Linked DNA regions of Homo sapiens: region 2 is linked to region 1. Evidence: chromatin loops called from intact Hi-C (ENCODE). Cell type or tissue: endothelial cell of umbilical vein. All regions are shown on one strand. Links, peaks and the distances in the headings refer to the core of each region. The heading gives the core; the rest is flanking DNA.

Region 1 (12,049 bases), core at 2,255-10,254:
TTAGGGCAGAATTAATTATATTCCTTTGGGTGTATACAGAATGGTAATTCTGTTTTAAATTCTTTGAGAAATTGCCACACTGCTTTTCACAGTGGCTGAACTAATTTACATTCCCACCCCAGCAGTGTATAAGTGTTCTCTTTTCTCTGCAAACTCACCAGGACCTGTTATTTCTTTACTTTTTCATAACAGCCATTCTGTCTGGTGTAAGATGGTATCTCGTTGTGGTTTTGATTTGCATTTCTCAAATGACGAGTGATGTTGAGCATTTTTTCATATGCTAGTTGGCCGAGTGTATGTCGTCTTTTGAAAAAGTGTCTGTTCATGTCCTTTGCCCACTTTCTAATGGAGTTGTTTGTTTCTTGCTTGTTAATTTAAGTTCATTTAGATTCTGAATATTAAACCCTTGTCAGATGCAGAATTTGCAGATATTTTCTCCTATTCTATAGGTTGTCTGTTTACTCTGTTGATAGTTTCTTTTGCTGTACAGAAGTAAAAGTGATATTAAATGTTCTCACAAAGAATGATACGTATGTGAGGTGACTGATATGTTAATTTGCTTGATTTAATCATTTCACAACATATACATATATGAAAACATTACTTGGTATACCATAAATATATACAATTTTTGTCACCTATAAAATGTTTTTGTCAACTATAAAATATTTTTCTTTCCTAACGAAGAAAAAAAAACTTATCCAGAGGTCAGAATTTAAGTTTATGCCTCTCTTATCTGCAAATACCTCATTCAAATAAAATCTATCATCTTAATAGTGCTTTTGAATATGAGAGAGAAAAAAAGAAACCTTCTGTCTTGGTTGCTATGGTTACAAGAAAGGCGTTGTGGATGTGAATATGCCGACTTCACAAAGTCAAAAGCAAGAACAGTGATATTCTCAGCACTGATAAACACTCTGCCACTACAGCTGCACATTTACAAACTTCCATGAACTCAATGAAAGTGGATTCAGGGATCCATTAGGTATTTTATCATATTATATATCATCCCCAGCTCACACTACTTTTAAAAGAGCTGAAGAAAGAAATCTCTTGATAGACAGCTTCCTGTCCATTTACAACCTAGAAGGTACCTAACAAAAAACAAACAAAAAAACTTGCTGGCAAACCAAACTGTTTTTACTGAGATAAGAAAGAAACCATAAACACAATCATTTTAAAACACTCATATTTTAAGTATAGCTGCTAATATTGAATGACAGTTGCCATAAACTCTAATTGGATGAGATGCATTAGAGTTAAGTGTGTTGAGCCAAAATGCTCTTACATTTGCCGTACAGATTTCCGGGAGCAATTCACAGTATGTATTTCTGCAGCTATAACCATTTTTAACCCAGATTACTCTTTCAGGAAGTTTATTTTAAGCTCAGTAACTTAAATACTGTACCCAAAAAATATATAGAAAGGAAGAAAGTAAGACTTTACAAAATTATTATAGAGGCCATTATATATATATAGACAATTATTATATAGACAATTATCCAGTCTACCATTATGAGCATTTAATATAGAATAAGAAAGAGCTCTGTACTGTATCACATCAAGAACCTTCTTCCCACCCTTAAGAAACATTCTGATCTTAAATCACCCTGCAGGCCCAGTTCCAATGACTTCCATTAGCTCTCAATTATCCACGATGATAATGAACCAGAACAAATAGTCAATTCACCAATTACCCTCATTTTGCCCAAATATCACAGCCTTTTCCTTAACTAATATAGCTAAAGATTTGCAATTAATCTATTAATCTTGTTATTTCCTTTCTACCAGCTCTGAGGCAATTAGTATATAGAAACAACACATACTAGCTAACACGGCGAAACCCCGTTTCTACTAAAAATACAAAAAATTAGCTGGGCGTCGTGGCAGGCGCCTGTAGTCCCAGCTACTTGAGAGGCTGAGGCAGGAAAATGGCGTGAACCCGGGAGGTGGAGTTTGCAGTGAGCCGAGATCGCACCACTGCGCTCCAGCCTGGGCAACAGAGAGAGACTCCGTCTCAAAAAAAAAAAAAAAAGAAAAGAAAAAAAAAAGAAACAACACAAACATCAGATGGGAGTCAGGAATAAAAGAAAGAGAAAAAGAGAACAACTTAGATAATTCTCCAACTTGATATTTAGCTCCTGAATAATTAAGAATCAACTAGGATATAGTGCCCACCACACTCACTGAAATTTTTTAAAATTCTCTTTTCATACCTTTAAGTCAAGGGCAAGCATTTTAAAAAGCAGACAGCCAATAACTGCTCCTCTCACACATACTTTGTTTCTAGGAGTAGATACTTTAAACTATTTCCTTTATGAAATTCTAACTTATTGTTTTTGTTGATTGGCCCTAAACCTCACCAAAACAAAACCAGCAGACCTAAGCAAATCAGGATGCCTCCCAGTTTCAGGTGATCTCTTTTTCCTTTTAACACTCACAGTGAAGTACCTAACATGCTCTCCTATTTCTTCACCATTCTGAATGCCATCTCCCAATCCTGCTTTAATACCAATTTACTGCCACAGCCCATGTCTCACTTACCTTTTAATTCCTGCAATACCTGGAATAGTGTCTTGTGCATAGTAGGTGACTAAGAAATTGATCTTGAGTTGAAGTAAGTTAAAAACGCCTTTCTATACACATGCAAAATAGTGAGTTAGCAGGAACAGAAAACCAGACACTGCATGTTCTCACTTATAAGCGGAAGCTGAACAATGAAAACACATGGACACAGGGAGGGGAACAGCACACACTGGGGCCTGCTGGGTTTGGGGGGTAGGGGGACGGAGAGCATCTGGAGAAATAGTCAATGCATGCAGGACTTAAAATCTAGGTGGTGGGTGACAGGTACAGCATACCACCATGGCACATGTTTACTTATGTAACAAACCTCCACGTCCTGCACGTGTCCCAGAACTTAAAATTAAATTAAATTTTTAAAAAATAGTTGTCAAAAAAGTGTAAGTACCTCAAAATGGGAAATAACTGTGTTCAGTGCAGTATAAAAAGAGGTCCTAGACAGCAATTCCTAAACCATCACAAGCTGAAGAAAATACCCAAGTTCACTGCATAATCTCATTCAACAGAATCAGAGCACTGAAACTAGCCACATCTCATCAGATGGTAACTGTGGAATGAGTGAGTATCAGAGGACCGTGCAATCAATATGAGTAGCAATGACCCAACAGAGAAAGTATGGGGAAGATCACAGAAGCCTAAAACTGAGAAATTGGCAGTTTTTCAGGTCCTTTGGTCACATCATGTCTTGCTCATTACCCATTCAAAAGAATTTCCTTTAAAATAGTCCAGTTCTGCTCTATGCAGGATATTTTACAATCTAGCCTTAAACAAAATTGAATATACATATGTAAATTATGTAAAATGACCACAGCCCTCCAATTTTGACAATTTTAACCTTAACAATTTAAACCTCTCCACTTCCCCTTTCATGTTCAACTGACCTGTGTAGTAATAAGACATTCAAGAAATAATTTTATCATAGTCCTTTATGCTTCCCACTGAATTTAAAACTGGGAATAAAGGCCTCTGTCCTATGAAAAGGTTAGATCATTGGTTGGTTGGGTGATTGGATGGTTGGGTGGGTGGGTGGGTGGGTGGGTGGTTGGTTGGTTGGTTGGTTGGTTGGTTGGATGGTTGTAGGTTGGTATGAGGAAGGCAAGAGGTCTGTCTATTTCTTGAATCATACTCAATAAGGCCATCTCCAAACAGGAAGACAGGAACCCCACCAAGATCATTTGTATAAAGGTACTGGTAGCTTCTGCCATAAAAAGGAAAAGAATGGGTGGAATTTGCATGCAGAAATGAATAATTTAATTGAAGATCAGCCGGTGTAGACTGCCTTATAAGTTGTTACCACCTACAGCAACAGCTGAGCCTCCTTGTAATTATAGTTCTATCAATGACTTTATCCTTTAAAGAAAAAAACAAAACCTGAAATATCCTCAGAGCACTATAAATGATAGCAACTATTCCAGAATGCTGCTCTGAGGTGGGTGAGGAAAGTTTAAGTCTGACTTTCACCGACCAGATCTAAACACTTTTATGGGGGCAAAGGGAGCCCAGGCTTTCTTGCTAGCAATAGATACTGCTTCTTAGGCTCTATCTTCCCTTCCGAGACACCTCCCAGTTTCTTTTCCCAATCAAGGTGGCTCTTATTTTTATTCCAGCTGGAATTTACCACACGAAACTTAAGAGGGTGAGCATATAATGTGACTTAGCCCAAACCCTTCACTTACCTGCCCTGCCACCCTCCAACTGACCCCTCCCTCATGACCTTCTGTCCACAGCCCCTGCTCATTCAGCACTGATGTAGAATAGGGCATAGAGTAAAGAGTAACTGTCTACCACTTTTAGCAGCCTATCTTTATAGAAAACAAGATCATAGAAGGCACAATAAACCAAATAAGCCCTTCCCAGATAGAAAAAAGAACTTTGACAGTGCTGGCCTCCTTATGTGGGAACTTTTGTGAGTTAAAAATGTTATTAATAAAATTGCAAACATGCCCCTCCATATGTGTCCTGGTAGGAGCAAGATGGCTCCCTGAAAATTATGCAGGCAGATGACCTACTGATTACAATTCTTCCTCACATCTGCAGTGTGTTGCAGCTCAGAAGGCCTGACCAATTGTCGCTGTATGGTGCCTAGAGTTCTATGAACATACATTATTTTTCCAAAACATACAAGGAAATGAAAAGCATCAAAGAATAAGGTATAGTAGGAAAACGAGGCCTCTTTACACAATAAACTATTAAGAAGAAAAACAAAAGACCCAGTTATTTCATTTTATTTTAGCCCCTTAGTTTTCACAGATTTAAAGTCATCAAGTATAAAAGAACCCAAAGATCTTTCCCTCAAGACATTTCACCAAATAGCTCAACTGCCAAACATCTGAATTTGAGTTCAGTCATATCATTTGCATGTACTCTATTTTGTGAAGAACAGATCTGTTGAAGTAGTGTTTCTTATTACCAAAATTGTATGTTTCCCTGAAGCAATGTAGTAATTAAAGATTCTCCTTGACTGATATTTTCAAAAACGTCTATTTAAAGTGGGAGGTTGGGATATGTGGTAAGTCTTATGAAAGTGTGAAGTAGTTAAAAGATCTAAATGGCACATATTCCATTGCAGATCACTTAAGTTACTTTTAGGTTGTTAATATTTATATAGAGCAGTAGTAATGGATTTTTCTTTACTTCAGAAGTTCCAAGATTAGTAGGCATTTGCACAGATTAATGCACACTCTTCCATGCAGATTCACCCCATGGGAATCTTTTTCCCTCTCACTATTTGATACTCAGTGAGACATCTGTGTATCACAGGAGAAAAAATGTCAAAAGAACAACTTTAGGTAATGTTTGATTCAATAAATAAATTGAAATTAAGTATGTTATTTTTGTTTTCTTTTTCTCTCTATTATTCTATAACCTCACACTGATAGAGTAGATAAAGGATGAGGCAATGCAAGTCAACGAATGAGAAACAAAGATGGACGAAGAACTAAAGGAAAGTCTCTGTGTCACTTACTTTACTAGTTACCTAGCACTATTTTTAACTCTCTCATTAGAATTCATACCTGCCCAGAATCCAAATGTGAAGCTGTCCAGTACTCTGTTCTAAAATCAAAACACATCAAATGCCCAGCTTTCAATTATTCCTATAAAATATATCTTAATCACTCATATCCCTTCTACCTAACCTTCTGAAGTACCTGAAAACTGTCAAGAGAAAAGGAAGGAATTCTTGATATGAATCCCACTAAGTCACTGTGAGTCACAGAAATGGCCAGGCCACTCCTGCTTATCTGCTAATAACAGCTGCAGCCACTTCCAACTGAAGAGCAGGAGCCTTCCTGCCCACCAAACAAAGAGTGGAAACAGGAAAGAATCTTCATTCAACAGTTAAGGAGCATGCTGCCTCATCTTCTGGAAGGTGGAGCTTCCTTCTAGGGTGTTTATAAGACTGCTGATACAAATGTATAAAACCCAAATCAGGAGAAGGCGTTTACAGTCGGCCCTCCATATCCATGGGGGATTGGTTCCAGGACCCCAGAAGGATACCAAATTCAAGAATGCTCAAGTCTCTTATATAAAATCGTTCAGTACAGTATAACAAATGTCACTATGGCATTAATGAGGCTAGAAAATGACTGGCCTGGAAACTGTTTATTCATTAACATAATTTAAAAACTAACAATTCACTGAAGCATATACATTAGCAATCACAGAATCTCATTTAGTTAAGTGACACATGCCAATGCTAAAATGTTTTCATTATAGAAAAGTTGAAAAAATTAAAGAAAAGTGTAAAGAAAAAGATTACCAAAGGGGAAACAATATAATCCAAACAGAAGGCAATGACTATTGACATGGTGGTATATTTTTCCAGGTATTTTTCTAGGCATATTTATTTTTGAATTGTTGTACTGAGTTGTATACATAATTGTGAATCGATTCTGTTGCTTCATTTACTATTGTAATATCTAAGTTATGAGAAACTCTTTATAAATATCATGTTTATGACTGAGTTTAATCTTGGAACTAAGCAAAGGTGAAGACAAGGACTCATCAGTGATTTAACACCTTTTTAAAATCAAAGTTCAAGGATACACTTCCATCATTAACATTTCATCATATTGTTTTCATAAATACTTTTAGAATTGTGGGATCCAGTCCAAGTCAAAAAAAAGAGAGTCCCCTAACAGTGCTTAACACTTTCAAAATAATAATCCATTTCATAAATCTTCAGAGCAAAAACTATACCAGTGGTAATAATGTTAGCACAGATTCCACTCAGAGCATCTTGAATATTTATCTAAGACATAGTCCCAGCATTGGCTAGTATCTATACTTCTTTAAAAATATAATGGGGTCAAGAGAGAATTTTCATGTAAGTTAACTTCCTAGAGGCTCCTAACAGCTCTTCATAGTTAGTACTTAGTGAAAAATAAGCAACATTTGCTTGCTTAATGCCACTGAGTACAGAGTCAAGGAGATTTAACCATGACAATTAAGTCATGTTGAGTGATTATATAAATTGGAAGAAATTTCTTGTCCAAAGTGAAGAGCTAATACATATATCATTCTGGATGCTTACTCATGACTAATCATGTATTGAGCAATAAATGCAAAAGGAAAAATTGAAACTTGATGAAAGGAAGTTTCTAAAACTGTATACCTTTGGTTGAAATATATGCATATAATGACTAGATGCAGATATAAAGCAATATACCAGTCAAAAAAATCATACCATCAAACTTCATTTAAAAATGACCCTTGGTTCTAAATTTAACCTTAAGAGTTTGTGCATTTTTCACAAAATGGATCCTTCTTTGTGCTTTTCCTAAAAGAGGGGAAAACTACACCATATTTGCTTGTCAATTTTCACATAATCTGGCCATAACGTCACTAATGCTAGTCATCAGTGTCTGTTTGGGTTATTCCTGAGAAACAATATAACCTTAAAATTTTCCATAATAAACATAGATTTTGACACTCAAATTATTTCATCTTAGTATCTCACCCATGCACACTTGAATCAAAAGTTTGACCCATGAAGGAAGGTGTCTAGTGATAGGATCCCTCCTCCCAAGTAGTCCTTTCAAGTGAGCCAGAGAGGTTTCTAAATCTGGAAACCAGCATAGCCATTTCTCCAGAATTTTTGTAAAAATGCCCTGTGAGTTGGCTTATGTAATACTTGGCTGTTTGCCTTGAAAACACTAATTTTGTTCATTACAATGCTACTTTTGCTTTTCTACCTTTCTTCTTTGTATTTTTAGCATTAGGAAAAGACAGAAGGTAACCCTCAAAATGATAGAAGAACATATCAACCAAATTCTTCTTGAAATCCCAAAGGAAAGAGATATGAAGCATCACAGAAGAGGGTGAATACATTGAGGAGGGGCTCACTGACATTGGTGGTGCCAAGATGAGTTAAAGCAATGAATGGAGACAGAATTAAATAACATTAAATGACATGGTAGAATGCCATTCCCCTTTCAGTTCTCTTTCAATCCCTCTGATTACATCACAAAGAACATTTAAGTTTGCTATTCTTTAACACCCCTCTGACAATAACTGTGATAGATAAAAAGATGGCCACAAATTCTTCCCTACTATTTTCCTTGAATCTGAACTAGACTAAATCAATAGAAAGTGGTTAAGATGTTGTGGGACTTCAGAGCCTAGATCCTAAGAAACCTCAGTGTCCACGAAGACTTCTTTGAGCACTCACTCTTGGAACTTAGCTGCCACATGTGATGACAAACCATATGAAGAAGCAACGTGTAGGCACTACAGGAAATAGCTTCAGGCGGTCCCAGCTAACAGGTAGCAGCCCTTGCCCAGCCAAATAAGACAACCACCATGAACATCCAGCCCAATCAAGCCTTCAGATAATCCCTGCCCCAGCTGTCAAATGAAACCTCATGCCAAACCCAAACGAGTACCACAGGATAGCCAAGTCAACCCACAAAAATGTGAGTGATAGTAATAAAGTATTATTTTAAACCACTAAGTTTTGGGTGGCTTGTTTTGCAGCAACTGATAACCAGAAGGCTTCCTACTCCCCAGTTTCAAGAAAGAAACAATAGGCTGCAGTTTCAGCAAATGCGCAGGCCAATAGTAGACAAATGATAAAAATACTACTTTTGATCTTATTTATGTTTGTGCCATGTGATAGTGGGTTTTTATTTATGGTCACGGTTAGAAAAGGCAACATCAAATGAATACAAAGTTAAAGAGACAAATTTTTTAAATATCACGTAAATTATAATTTGAGTTTGAAAGCTCATAACAAAAAATGGGATGGTGAATGGCCATGAATGGCTGACATATGGGAAACATTGCATAAAGATAAAGGATAACATGGAAAGGTTCTAAGGGAATAGACTAGGCTCAGAAACAGAAACCTCTTATTTTGCCTAAAGAGGTAAAATGGCAGTGCAAAATCCACAAGTGGGTTCAGCCATTGCTTGTCACATTCTGATGTTTTCTGTCTATGTGTCACTACTTATTCCTGAGTCTCTACTACAAAATCTGAGGGTAACTCTGACCTCTCCCACAGGGTTGGTTTGGGGCTCTACAGCATGTTATTGAATCTACTCATATACTCTTTGGAGGTAGAAAAAAATCACAGTGAGCCACTGAAGCTTGACAAGTTATTTGCTGACATGCTGTGAACAAGAAATTTACACATGTTGCAGAGCAGCAAGTAAGGATTCATAAAGATGAGAGGGAAAACAAGACCCCCTCAAAGACAAACCAAAAGCCATAACTGACAAACATGGTTTGAATAGAAGGAAAGCTGACCTTCAAAACAAGACTGAATTTCATTCAGAATGTATTTAAGATCCAGAAGAAAGGACAGATGTGCTACAAATAGAGTGACAAAATATGATACTTAAGAGCATTTAAAACTGAGTAGAAAAATCAGGTCTCCAGCTAAAAGAGAGATTGAAATAAAAAGGGTTAATGACAAAGGTGTGGGAAGGTTTGGCAGGAGGCTCTGGTGTAGAGGAGGTCTGAGGGAGGGAGGGAGGGAGGGAGTGTTAGTGAGTGCATGGAGAAAAGTTGTAGTTTAAGTACAACTAGCAGACCATTAACATTTATGATGGATGTCCTCAGGCTTTTGTAAATACCACTACAACATATGATTTCCTCCATAAGATACACACTTGAGAAGATGTGGGTACAGGCTTTCTCCTTGGCTAGGAGTGGCTCCAACAAATTAGTCTTGCATTCTCACTGTCATATTTATGATTTGACCCAATTACAAATCACCACATTGAAGAGCTTAAAGTTCATTCCCAAATAATAGAAACTGAAAATGTTAAATCTGGGAAAGCCAAGAGTCTACTGTATTCACTTGGGAAGAAATTTCTTCTCAGAAGCTGAATGTTGATGATTAAGCAATCCACTAGCTAGAACTGAAACACCCCACTCAAAATTCAAGCTAACTGATTTTTTTTAACCAACCAGTTTTTAAAACTTCTCCAATATACTTCTATAGCACATAAACAAATCCCTCACAACTCTGAAAATTTTATTTTATATTTTTCACTTTATCACCCATATAAATACAGATTTTTTTTCTCAATACTTAAAAGTTTTCAGTGTGGGAAACAGCATGTGGTGTTGATAATTTCCTAGCCGGCACATTCATAAATTCAAGATTATTGAGAACTACAACAGTGTCCACAAAAGCCCATCAGGAAAAGTAAAAAACTGATTCTTAATCTGTTCATTTATAAATCACTTTTTCCATCTTAAAAACCAAAGCCATAATATTATGCTACATTTCAGATTGTTTGATTGCCCGAATTTATTCAACAAATGGGTAGGGAATCAGCTAGAAATTTGCATTCCTTTCACTTTATTCTATGATCAGTTCTAGATTATTCTCAAATATTATGGAAACCCTAAATGTAATATCTAAATGTAACGTTAAAAACTCTAGATGTAATACCTGAAATGCTCTGGGTTTTCAGTCAACCACTTAAGTCCTCAGAATATAATGAATACGTTCCTACTCATGACCCCCCCAGATAAGAAGGATGCTAAATTCAACTGTTGCTCTCCCTGTGCTGACAGGCAGGCCTGCACAGTGCTCAACAGTGAACTGGAGCCGGTCTCGACCCTGTGAGCGCTTCATTAAACAAGTTTAGCCCTCTGTACTTCAGTTCCCTGGTCTATAAAGTGCTGTATCAATAATAATAGTATTGCTCATGGGTTGTTGTAAAGATTAAATAGAGTGATACACATAAAATACTTAGCCTAATGCATCTACATACATTTTAGTGCTACTGTTTGTTGTTGTTACTAAGATTTACCACAACTCAAATTAACTCAAATCTAAAGGTGAATTTCTCAGAGCTTTCTCCATTGTCAATACCAGTGGAGGGTTCACCTGAAAAGATGTTTGTGTATTTGTGATATGACTGCTCTCAATTAAGAATTTATCAATCAGAGCCTGCTCAGGAGGAACAAAGACATTGAAGCTGCAGCAGAGACAAGGTCTTGATTTTCAAAGATCAGGCCTACGGCTAGGGTAAAGCTAGTGAAGCACTTGCCTTGCGTGCAAAAATGTAAGGGGGCCTCTCCCTCTCCCTCTCCCTCTCCCTCTCCCTCTCCCTCTCCCTCTCCCCACGGTCTCCCTCTCATGCGGAGCCGAAGCTGGACTGTACTGCTGCCATCTCGGCTCACTGCAACCTCCCTGCCTGATTCTCCTGCCTCAGCCTGCCGAGTGCCTGCGATTGCAGGCACGCGCCGCCACGCCTGACTGGTCTTGGTGGAGACGGGGTTTCGCTGTGTTGGCCGGGCCGGTCTCCAGCCCCTAACCGCGAGTGATCCGCCAGCCTTGGCCTCCCGAGGTGCCGGGATTGCAGACGGAGTCTCGTTCACTCAGTGCTCAATGGTGCCCAGGCTGGAGTGCAATGGCGTGATCTCGGCTCGCTACAACCTACACCTCCCAGCCGCCTGCCTTGGCCTCCCAGGGTGCCAAGATTGCAGCCTCTGCCCGGCCGCCACCCCGTCTGGGAAGTGAGGAGCATCTCTGCCTGGCCGCCCATCGTCTGGGATGTGAGGAGCCTCTCTGCCTGGCTGCCCAGTCTGGAAAGTGAGGAGCGTCTGCGCCCGGCCGCCATCCCATCTAGGAAGTGAGGAGCGCCTCTTCCCAGCCGCCATCACATCTAGGAAGTGAGGAGCGTCTCTGCCCGGCCGCCCATCGTCTGAGATGTGGGGAGCGACTCTGCCCCGCCGCCCCATCTGGGATGTGAGGAGCGCCTCTGCCCGGCCGAGACCCCGTCTGGGAGGTGAGGAGCGTCTCTGCCCGGCCGCCCCGTCTGAGAAGTGAGGAGACCCTCTGCCTGGCAACCACCCCGTCTGAGAAGTGAGGAGACCCTCCGACCGGCAGCTGCCCCGTCTGAGAAGTGAGGAGCCTCTCCACCCGGCAGCCACCCCATCTGGGAAGTGAGGAGCGTCTCCGCCCGGCAGCCACCCCGTCCGGGAGGGAGGTGGGGGGGGTCAGCCC
Region 2 (12,049 bases), core at 1,747-9,746, 190 kb before region 1:
CCTGTCTAAGTCTAAATTTTGTCTTCTTATAATGACACCCATCATATTGGATTATCCCCCGCCCCACCAATTACCTCATTTTAATTTAGTTACCTCTTTAAAGGCCCTATCTCCAAATACAGCCATATCCTGAGATACTGGGGGTTTAGGATTTCAACATAGAAATTTGTGAAGGGGACACCATCAAGTCCATAACAGTCAACCCCTCCTAATGTTCCAATCTCTGTTGCAAGTGGACTTGTTATCTACAGCCAACCACACTAGAATCCTCTGTATTTAAAATTGAGGGATAGTTTGCCTATTGTAACATGAATAACAAACCCTTCCCTCCCCACTGAAGATGAGCATCTATCTCTCTGCTTTTATATATTTACAAGTTCAGGAGTTTAATTGTTATTATGAAGTGTGGATTTACCATTGTTATTGAGCTTTTTCATTCATTGTATATGAAACAGCTATGGACCAGGTGGGGCAGTCTTGTCAGACTGTGGACAAGGACTGCGGGTCCACACTGCCTGGGTTTCAATCATGGCACTGCCACTCATTAGCTATTAGCTAACCTTTCTGTCCCTTGGTTTTCTCCTGTAGAAAATGGATATCATAATAGTGTGTACATATATCACATAATTGCTATTAGAATTTACTGATTTAATAAGTACAAAACACTTAGAACACTGTCTAGAGAGAATACATATTTTATAACTATAAGTGATTATTTGTTGTTAAGTGTATTTTACATTTTAAAAATATATTTTAAAACTGGAACAAATTCAGTTCCAATCAGTCATATGCTTAATTCCAGCTTTATGGTGAATATTCTGATTTTCTCTAAAATGTCCCACTTCTTTCTGGTATACCCAATTTGTTTTACAATAATTCTCTAGTTTATTGAATAGAAATAATGATGATCTCAAGATGAGAGGATTATTCCAAAAGTGTAACTGAGACCAAAGGGTTTGCCAATTTGGAGCATAAGTGAATACCGGGGAGGAGAGCATTTTCTAAAAGCATTTTCATATATTTATGGCACTAGATATATGATGAGTTCTTGGTAAATACTTAAAGATTGGCAGTGATGAAGATGGTGATGATTCACAAAGGAAGGAAGAAACTCAAAGATAAAAGTTACCCAGATTTTAAGAAAAGATCATATAAAAAATCTAAAGTTCAGTCACTTTGATTGTTAATATCTGAACCATGCTAGAAAAAGACAATAAACCTAAAGGGAGTTAAAGTGTCTTTTTTTTTATCCTCTTATGAGCAACCAAAGGCAATAGTGACCAATGTCTTCTTGCACTGGGATAATTGTTAATATTTTCACAGATTTAAATTCATATAATTCAGTTCACATCTTGAGCACATTTTGTGTGCTTCTTCTAGAGTAACAACAAAAAATCAAACATGGGCACTAGAAGAGTAGAATGTAGAATAGGGCCACTAAAAATTGTATATAATGTATACTCAGGATATCTGTGTACATATGTATATGGATGCCTGTACACAGCATGAATTGAGGGAAATGGCTTGAAGGAGCTGAAGCACTGATCTAGAAACCTGTGCAATTATATCAAATAACCCTGAGAACAGTCACCAGTTGCCTGATAGTCAAAAGATGGCCACCAGAAGGAGGAGAAAAATAAAGATGGGCACTGGTCCTATTGAGAGAAAAAGCCAAAAGCAAATTGCCAGTCCAGTGCATATGGGAGCCTGCCTGTATTCTGAAAAGATGGAATACTCTGGTAGGAAAAGATGAAACTGAGTAAAAGAGTAGGCCAGGTTCTTCAAATTATAAGACAGAGCTGTAATAACCAAAACTGGATGGTGCTGGCATAAAAACAGACATATCGACCAATGGAACAGAATAGAGAACCCAGAAACAAATCTACACACCTACAGTAAACTCATTTTCGACAAAGGTGCCACGAACATACAATGGGGAAGAGACAGTCTCTTCAATAATGGTGCTGGGAAAACTGGATGTCCATATTCAAAAGAATGAAACTAGATCCCTATCTCTCACCATTTACAAAAATCAAATCAAAATGAATTAAATATAAGCCCTCAAACTATGAAACTACTACAAGAAAACATTGGGGAAACTCTCCAGAACATTTGTCTGGGGAAATGTGTCTTAAGTAATACCCCACAAGCACAAGAAACCAAAGCAAAACTGGACAACTGAAATCACATCAAGTTAAAAAGTTTCTGCACAGCAAAGGCAACAACCCAAAAGTGAAGAGACAAACTATAGAATGGAAGAAAATATTTGCAAACTACCTATCTGACAAGGGATTAATAATCGGAATACATAAGGAGCTCAAACAATTCTGTAGGAAAAACTCTAATAATCTGATTAAAAACTGGGCAAAAGATCTGAAAAGACATTTCTCAAAAGAAGACAAATGGCAAACAGGCATATGGAAAGGTATTCAACAACACTGATCATCAGAGAAATGCAAAACAAAACTACAATGAGATATCATCTCACCCCAGTTAAAATGACTTATATCCAAAAGACAGGCAATAAAAAATGCTGGCGAAGATATGGAGAAAAGGGAACCCTCATACACTGTTGGCAGGAATGTAAATTAGTACAGCCACTATGGAGAACAATTTGGAGCTTCCTCAAAAAACTGAAAATAGAGCTACCATACAATCCAGCAATCCCACTTCTGGGTATATATTCAAAAGAAAGGAAATCAGTATATCAAAGAGTTACCTGCACTCTCAGGTTTATTGCAGCACTATTCATAATAGCCAAGATTTGGAAGCAACCTAAGTGTCCATCAGCAGATGAATGGATAAAGAAAATGTGATAGTACATATGGAGTACTATTCAGCCATAAAAAAGATTGAGATCCTGTCATTTGCAACAACATGGATGGAACTGGAGGTCATTGTGTTAACTTAAATAAGCCAGGCACAGAAAAACAAACTTTACATGTTCTAAGTTATTTGTGGGAGCTAAAAATTAAAATAATTGAACTCATGGACATAGAGAGTAGAAGGATGGTTACTAGAGGCTGGGAAGGGTAGTGGGGAATGAGGGGAGATGAGGATGGTTAATGGGTACAAAAAGAAGTTAGAATGAATAAGACCAAGCATTTGATAGCACAACAGAGTGACTATAGTCAATAATAATTTAATTGTATATTTAAAAATAACTAAAAGAGTATAATTGGTTTATTTAAAACACAAAGGATAGATCCTTGAGGGGATGGATAACCAATTTTCCATGATGTGATTATTATGCATTGCATGTCTGTACCAAAACATCTTATGTACCCCACAAATATATACACCTATGTACCCACAAAAATTATTTTTTTTAAGAGTAGACCAGGAAAAATGAAACTCCCCAGAGGTTGAAGTAAGAAAAACAGGACAAAATTTCAACCCCATGAGAAAACGGAGCTGCCAAGAACTGCAGAAACGCCCATCTTCCCAAATGACACATAGGCATCCAATGGTGACGTTGGACACAACGCCCAATATGAAGAACAAGCTTTGGTACACAGGCATCTACAGTGACCTTGGACATCATGACTGTGGATATTAAGGACAGGTTTTGGTGTCACATAGATCAAGGTGTGCATCCATCCCCACGGCTTACTAGTTAGTCGCATCATCTTGAACAACTTGCAGAGCTTCTGTAATCCTCTGCTTTCTCCTAAATCTCAGCACTGTACTAAAACACAGTCCCCACCCTGAAGGAGCAGGATTTTGTATGAGAAAAAGACATAGGGACACATCATTAACATTTAGTGAGTCAGGGTGGTGAGCATGGGAATAAAATTGTGTATAAGCTACAGATCTGGCACTATACAGGAGATAATTTGGTTTTGATGAGAATTGGAGGGTGAGGGGTATGGAGGGACAAGAGCAGGGAAGGCTTCCCTGGAAAGGCAATGGATAACACTAGTGCTGGATGTGAGTGATGAAGAGGAGCTGGTGGGTGACTGAGGAGGGAAAGAACATCACAGTTGGCAGGAACAGCAGTGCGAAGGCATGGAATCCCAAAACTGCCTGATATTTCCAAGAAACAGAACTGAGGGCCTGGAGAATATAAAATGTGAAGACACGGAGGTAAGCAAAGCCCCCATCACAGAGGACCTTCTATCCAGGTCAAGAACTTGGCATTTTTTCTTGAAGCTAACAGACTAACATCAAATCATTTCTCTCACTCAAGTCTTAGGCTTTTTAAAAGATTTATTTATTTTTAACTCTCTTAAATGAATTTAGAGCATTTTTTTCAGAAGATTAAATGAATTTAATTAAATTTTCTTACACAAGAAGGATGTATTAGATTTGAAAAGAGGACTTGATATTATTTTCCAAATGCCTACAGTTTCTGTTGTCAAGTTACAAACTGAATCAACTATGTTTGGTTGTCAAAACCAATCAAAGTTAAGATCTAGCTGAGTTACAATTGACATTTTCCTCATCTGATGTATGTAATACTCTGGATTCTTGGGCTTCTCTACTGTGCTTCAATACACAAATAACAATAGTTTCACATGAAGACACACTACTGTATATGAATCCTTTTGAAATGACTGAAGATTTATCCTAAATGTAAACCTTAGTAGGGAAAATCACTACATTAGACAATAATTATAATTAATGTAATAATAGTTAAAGGCACTCAAAACTTCATGGAGAACAAAAGGTTAGAGACAGAAAAATGCTTAGACTGACAACTTCATGGTAACTACATGACAAATCCAGAGGACACTACTCACATGCATTCAGTGGGAATGGCACCCCCTACGGTTGTGCAGTGCACAATTGACATAGGAGTATGCAGCAGCTCTGGCCAATTCAGGGATTAGACTGTTAAACCTTATGCTGCAAAAAAGAAATGACAGACAAACTGGTATAGAAATGTCTAATCAAAAGCTCCAGGAAAATAATACTGGTTGTGCTGATGTTTAACTTCAATGAAAATTCATAAAGTTTCATGTAATTAATTTTCAAGTCTCCTGTAGTTCAGAGATCTCTATGAAAACTTTTCCTGAGTATCTTTGACAAAACAGCCAAAGGATCTGACCTTCCCAGGAGCTGTTATTTAAAGAGGAAGGACAGTAGTAGTCACTTTATTATTTGCTCCTTTCTCTCTCTCCTCTCCCTCTCTCTCTTTCTGACCAGAGAAGAATCTCTAGAACAAAATTATGCTTCCTGAGATGAACCCAGCAATTTTTAAGGTGGTGGTTATTAAGTAGAGGATGACCGAATGATTTAGTATGGTTGATAAAACTGTGATTCAGTAGCAAAGACTATATTTTTCAGAATTTAAAATTGTAATTTCCATCTTGATGGCATTTGTAATTATTATATTGCTTACACATTTTTATGTTTTTCATAAGAACAGCTGAGAATACATTTAGTTAACCAAAGCCTCCAAGGAAAATTTCATTCCTCTATTATTGTTATTATCATATCTACATGTATTATTACAGAGCTTACAATAAGCAGGGTTTAATAAGTGAGTTGTTTAATATAAGAAACGAGCCTATGATATAACACATATACAAGCACACACTATGCATACATATAATTGTTCCTTTTGATGGTATTCTTCCTCTCCCAGGCTAAAATGTACTATTGATAAAGGAGAACAGGAAGGAAGTTGCTGGCTTTTTCCCTCTCTAGTTTCAGAGTACATGTAAAGACTCTATGGGCTGACTCAGAGGATACACAATATACATTGTTAAGAAGCTTCAGTCTCACCTACTCAGATTTAATACTAGGACATAGTTACCTCTAAAACATACTTTTCCTATACAAGACTTTATACGCTAGCTTTGTTTTTTAGCAGTCTTAGATATCAGTTTCTTGGTTGATAGCAAACCCACGATAAACAAGAACCTGTTTCCTGCAACATGTGTGGTAAGTGTGGAGAGCCATCTGGAAGGTAAGGGAATGAGGAAGCGGTGTGTAACCATCCATGATTTCACCAGCAAATAAACTGTATGGAACTCTCAAGTGTCTATAGGACTGTTTCAGCATATGTTCAAATTGTGCCCATCCAAGCAGTTTGGAGGAATAAACTTCTGTTACAATAATGTACCACCAGAGAACATGAGTAATTCTAACACATTCAACCTTCCCTTTCTATATATCTTTGCTTACAAAAAAGTGAAGCCCAATTGAATCTGAAAAAAAAAAAGAAAAAAAAAACAGAAAATGACTGATAGAGACCCATATTTCTGACCCAAGGAAATCAGAATTTGTTGCTGAAACCCAAGTCATATTTTCAGGGCATCCAGTATATTTTAAATGTATATGAAAAATATGTCTCTTAACACATGCTTAAGAAAAGGAGCTCAACTTTCTGAGACTAGATTTATTTGTAATTGATCAGGAATGTTTTTTGACCCAAGAAAAGGAAAATTCCCAGGCAACACATTCATGAACCAGTTTTATTCTAGTTTTTTTCATAAGGCCAGCTGCTGAGTAGCTGACAACTGGGAGATCCAGAATATTCTAGTTGATTAAGGAATCCCTCTGAGAGATTTGAATTGCAATATTTTTTCCCTGGAATACATTGTAAAGCAATTTAAGAACTTTCCATCCCTCAGTATAACTGACTCAAAAATCCATTGAGAATAGTTATCTTTTAAATAAACACTCAAAGACTTTAGCTATTTTTAGAACACATAGCTTCGTCCTGGCAGATTTACAAATCCCATCATGAGGGGTTAGTGTATTTCACTGCATAGGGAAGGATTCTCTTCTTTGTCTCTGAAACCCTGGAGCTTCTACATAACGACTTGTTAACCTTTCCATAATATTATGCAATGATGCAAAAGTCTAATACTTAATTCTAAGTCATGGTTCTGTGAGAGTCTTTTCTTTCTGGAAGTTACCTTTTTTCAAAGCATTAATAAAATTATTATAATGATCCGTATTTCTTGTCTTATTCAAGTAGTTATCTGAAGAGTTATGTGTAAATTTTTATGAATTTAAGCATATTTTTAAAACTCCAAGGGCATACGTTTTTCAAAGAATCTATAATTAATCTCATAAGGCCATGAGTTTTTCCTTAAAGGGAAAATTCAGTTATTAATTATCCTGCATTCATAGATAGGTATCTTCACTTACCACAAATACTAAAAGTATCAATAATGTATGGAGAGTAATTAATAGTACAAAATCATTTTACAAAAAGTGGGAAATAAGGAGAAAAAAAGATTTATCCTCCTGGCCTATTACTATGAGTATGTAATCTCATATTTGATGTATCTTTGAGCACATTGTATCTACTTGAAATAAGAAATGTTTAATTAAACTGGAAAATAACCACTTATGACTCCAGGGTAACTTTTTTGCTGCTCCATAATCACGATCTTTTCAATATGACTTTAAAAAAGTAGCATCTAATTTCATTATGCTTAACCTAAATTATTCTTTAGATTTTTACATTTACATATTTGTATGTACACATATACATATATACACACATAACATTTTATATATACATGTATATTTATATATTTATATGTATCTATTTTTATATATTTAATAAGTATATTTTTATATATTATATGTATATATTTTATATATTTAATAATTTTATATTTCATAAAAATTTTTTATATATGAGATATGGCTTGGCTGTGTCCTCGCTCAAATCTCACCTTGAATTGTAATAATCCCCACGTGTCAAGGGCGGGGCCAAACAGAAATAATTGAATCATGGGGGTGGTTTCCCCCATACTGTTCTAGTGGTAGTGAATAAGTCTCACGAGACCTGATGGTTTTATAAATGGAGTTCCACTGCACAAGCTCTCTTGCCTGCCACCATGTAACACATTCCTTTGCTCTTCTTCCGTCTTCTGCCATGATTGTGAGGCTACCCCAGCCATGTGGAACTGTGAGTCCATTAAACCTCTTTCTTTTATAAAGTAACCAGTCTCAGGTATATCTTTATTAGCAGCATAATACAATATATAAATGCATATGTTGACAATGCTCAACTTTATCTGAGCCCTGTGTTCCAGGAAATCAGGGATGGTTAAGAAATCCCCTCATCCTTTTGTGTTCCTCAAAAGACCTTACTTACTGCAAAGAACCCCTCTTCCCCATAGGACTTGGCTAAGACTCATGGAATCTCCCTTGTTTATCTGTGACATGGCCAGACACAGACCTTTCAAATTCCCTTTCTTGCCTCATAAATGACTAGCTGAACTGTTTGTCTGTTTGTGTCCACTAACCAATCTGGAGAAAATATTGATACCTACTACCTGGACTTGGCCAAACTTTAATTAGGCTTCTCTCTTCCCCTTAGGCCCTGGAACTTTGACCCACTCTCATCCTGAGACAGCACACAGCCTCTCCTTAATCGCCTCTTACCAAGAAAGGACTGACCACAGGAAAGATGTTTCCTCACTGTAGGATCAACTGTGGGATCACGCTACCCACTCCCTCATATGTGCTTCTTTCTGACCTTCTGTGCCCTTCCCTATAAAAGAAAAATCCTTTCTGCCTGGCCTTTCAAATGCTTACAGATCTTAAGGTAGGAGCATTCTCCCCATTACAATAGTTCCCCTATCACAGTAGTCCCCTCTCCTTATTGTGATAATTCTTTTGAACAGATTCTCTATCTAAATTCAGATTTGACTTTATTTGACAATGTCTGTGTGCATACCATATATGTGTGTATATATGTATATGTATATATAGATATATATATGCACACACACACACACATTCAGAGAAGTGAACTCATTTTGCTCTGATTTGGATTAACAATAAGGAAATTAGATAGATGTAGCCCATTTTTGTCTTCCTTGAGTAACAATATCAGAAAAGGAGCTTGTGAGTATAAAACCTACAAGGGCTGTAAGGAACCAGAATGAAACAATTTGGTTATCAATGTTTTCTTTCCACTTATATCACTGTAAGAAATACTTAATGCAGAGTTAAGACATCAAACTCACTTAAGCTACAACTCACCTTAGGCTAAAACTCTGTGTGTAAGAAACAAATTTTCTCTAAGGAAAATTTTCCTGAAAGAAAAGTAAGACCTTCAATAACTTCACAAGTTGGAGCCAAGTCCTCTGGTCTATGATGCATCTATTCATTAGGATCCTGCCACTTTTGAATTATTCAGATTCATTATAAAATGCAGCTTTCATCTGAAAAAAAAAAGTGTACCTCCAAGAGATGCTAAATTTAGTTCTACTGGAGATAAAGTGGTGTGTGCTTCCATAATCATGTCAACAGCCCGGCTTTTATCTCTACTAAACTCCTGGGCAGCACAGCTGGGATGCAGCCACCCAAGGCAGAAATCTGGACACCATGTAACCAGTCTGCCTATTGCTAAGAAGCATTAACATTCTATTTAAACTGTCCTATATTGTTGGATAAGAGCTGTTTGAAATAATGTTTTAAACTTGTGGCTTTTTTTAAATTATAGATGCATCAATTATACTTCAAAAAATTTACCCATATATCTAACACTAATACTAATATTCTATATTATATAACTCTCTCTCTCTCTCTGCATCTTTTCAGCTTTAAATTGTAGAAATTTCTCAGAAACCAACCTTATAACATCCTCCTCTGTAACTATAAGCTATTAAATGAATTTTATGGATACACATGGTTATAAAACTTCGCTGCAGATTATATTTTAGAAGGTGGATGATTAAATTAATTTGTAATTAATATGGCCAGATTTGATATAATAACAAATTAGCCATAATGCTAATGAGTGGTAATTAAATGAGCAAGGCAGAAATTTTAGAACTCCCCAGACCATGTTGAAGAGGTCCGGCACATCTTTATTTTGATGTGTTTTCTTTTCACCATTATTTTCAAATTGTTTTGGCAACCACACTCAAGTATCAAGATACAAGGCAGGGTTTTGGAATCCATGAAAGGCTGGAATATTTACTCACCACTGTACTGGTATTTCCTCGTGGAATACTTCCCTGGCCTCTCCCATTAGGTCAAATCCCATTGCACACTCTCATAGTGTCATGCACTTTTTTAAGGCACCCATCATAAGGACAAATTTAACACACATCATGTGCTTGTTAAATGACAGCTTCCCCCACTAGACTGTCAGCTCTGAGACCAGAAGGCCACATTTTTATTCACCAGTACATTCCCAAGCACAAAGCCTGTCACCTAGTAAAGACGTAACAGATACATTTGTTGAATTAATAAATTTGGTTTCACCAAAAATAAAATGAAATAAAAATTTGTTAAATTATTGTTTGCTAATTTATGGATTAGAAGCCTCATTTATGCATTGCACTTCCTTATTTATAAATGTCAGTGTGGAAATAACATCACCTTCTTGAGGTGGGAGAGAAGGGTCTTTATTTTGCACTAATTAGCCAAACAATAACAAGATTCTACAAATGTGTCTAGGAGTATCTTTTCAGATACCTCGTCCACGGATAAATATATCAAACTTAGTTTATAACCCCCAGATAGATGCTATGCCTTCTAAATGTATACTCTACACTTTATAAGGCTTAATAATATTTTCTTTTGTGTATAAAAATAATGGTACTGACATATGAGATTCAAGCTGTTTTTCTAGAAGTGATCCATCCATTCTCTCCCTTCTGCCACCCACCTTCTTCCTGGTAATCAATGATATCCATTGTAAAGCAGCTGGCTAAGATTCCAAGTGAGTTGAGGGCTTACTAGGTTGAGCGAGACTAAACTGGCTGCCACTGGAATAAGACCCTCAATTTTGGCTTCATCCCTATTTTGCCCCTCCCAGTTGCGTTCACCAAATGTTTCTGGCATGACTGTTAACCGTAACTGTTTGCCAAAATTCCAACATTATTTTTAAACGTTTAATAGACAAAAAAATTGAAATAAACTTTACAACAAAATGAAAATTGAAGAAGTAAATGTTGCCTAGAGGAGACACAGAATAGATTCTGCTGTAACTCCTCAGTTGATAAAGGACAGATTGTAGGTCTGAACAGTAGAACTGTGGCTGTGGAGGAGGGGGCATGAGGAAGGAATATGAAAGGAGTATAGCCTTTGTAAAGTTTTTGCTAGAGGCATGGCTCTTGAACTTCCTCTGTCCCATCAAGAAATGGCAGCTAGCAATGTCCAGACTAAAAGCCAATGAATAGCAAAGCTGTCCAAGAGAAACAAGAGGAGGCTGGCTGGGCTCTCAGGGGTCCTGGGTCTGGTCTTCTGCTTTGGTATTGTTGTTGTTGTTTTGCTTTGCTTCCGTGATTCCCAATCGTACCTGTCCAAGGACTCAACTGTATCCATTCGCTCAGGGGTGATCAGGCCCTGGGAAGCTGATTCATGCTAACCAAGCTCATAGGAGATGGACAAATAAAAAAGGAAGTTAACTGATTTACTTACAAAGAGAAATGTGACTACTGGGCAGATGGAACTAGTTATACCACTTGGTCAATTCATTCTATTTTCCACTAGAAAAGTGTACCTGGGAAACCAGATTGAGAAAAGAGAGTTGTTTTGTAAATATAGTGTTGTAAATAAATTATTCTCAAGATACACTCTCTCGCTGTAGCTTTCTGCACTAACCACTGACTACTGACAGTAGGCATATTCTGTCAAGGTGATTGAAATATTCATGCTAGATGGGCAGGACACTCACTCCCTTAGATAAGTAAAATAATAAATATAAAACACTTGGTAGGATACTTGATACATAGAAAGTGCTCAGTTAATACAAACCATTACTATTATGGTGCTGTCAGTATTTTGACAATATAGCATAGTGGGATGACAACATGGCCTTTAGAGTTAAATCCTTGCTCCATCACTCACTTCCTGTATGCCAATGGGAAGGTTCTTAACCTCCTGAGCCTCATTTCCCCTATCTGTAAAATGGGTATAATAAGAGTAAATTTACAGGGTTATCCTTAAAAGTAATTAAAATGTTGTGTAAAAATCACTTGATTATTGTAAGCACTGAATGTTCATTTTTAATAATAAAAATAACAAACACTCATATAGCATGTGCCAGATACTGCTTTATATATATTTACTCATTTAGTCCACATTATAAGGGGTAGTTGAAGAACTTGTCACTGGTAGA

The links. Hi-C counts contacts between places; a loop is a spot of excess contacts. Peaks named below come from ENCODE experiments on the same cell type or tissue, not always from the same donor. Only the 100,000 strongest peaks of a DNase experiment are listed, where the experiment ranks them.
Region 2: it touches region 1 in a loop (2.2-fold over the local background); 2 of 110 quality-filtered maps call a loop at or near these places.

What each region holds. Positions count from the first base shown.
Region 1 is chr2:197,923,252-197,935,300 of GRCh38, reverse strand. The region is part of intron 1 of PLCL1 (phospholipase C like 1 (inactive)); the gene reads right to left. Among named protein-coding and RNA genes, the nearest start is that of PLCL1, 120 kb to the right of the region's middle. RefSeq lists an enhancer at 5,662-5,956. In endothelial cell of umbilical vein, for the core only: no CTCF peak of the experiment used is centred there; a DNase peak (open chromatin) is centred at 5,840; H3K27ac peaks cover 619 bases.
Region 2 is chr2:198,111,459-198,123,507 of GRCh38, reverse strand. All of the region lies in intron 5 of PLCL1 (phospholipase C like 1 (inactive)), which reads right to left. Among named protein-coding and RNA genes, the nearest start is that of LINC01923, 260 kb to the left of the region's middle. In endothelial cell of umbilical vein, for the core only: no CTCF peak of the experiment used is centred there; a DNase peak (open chromatin) is centred at 5,637.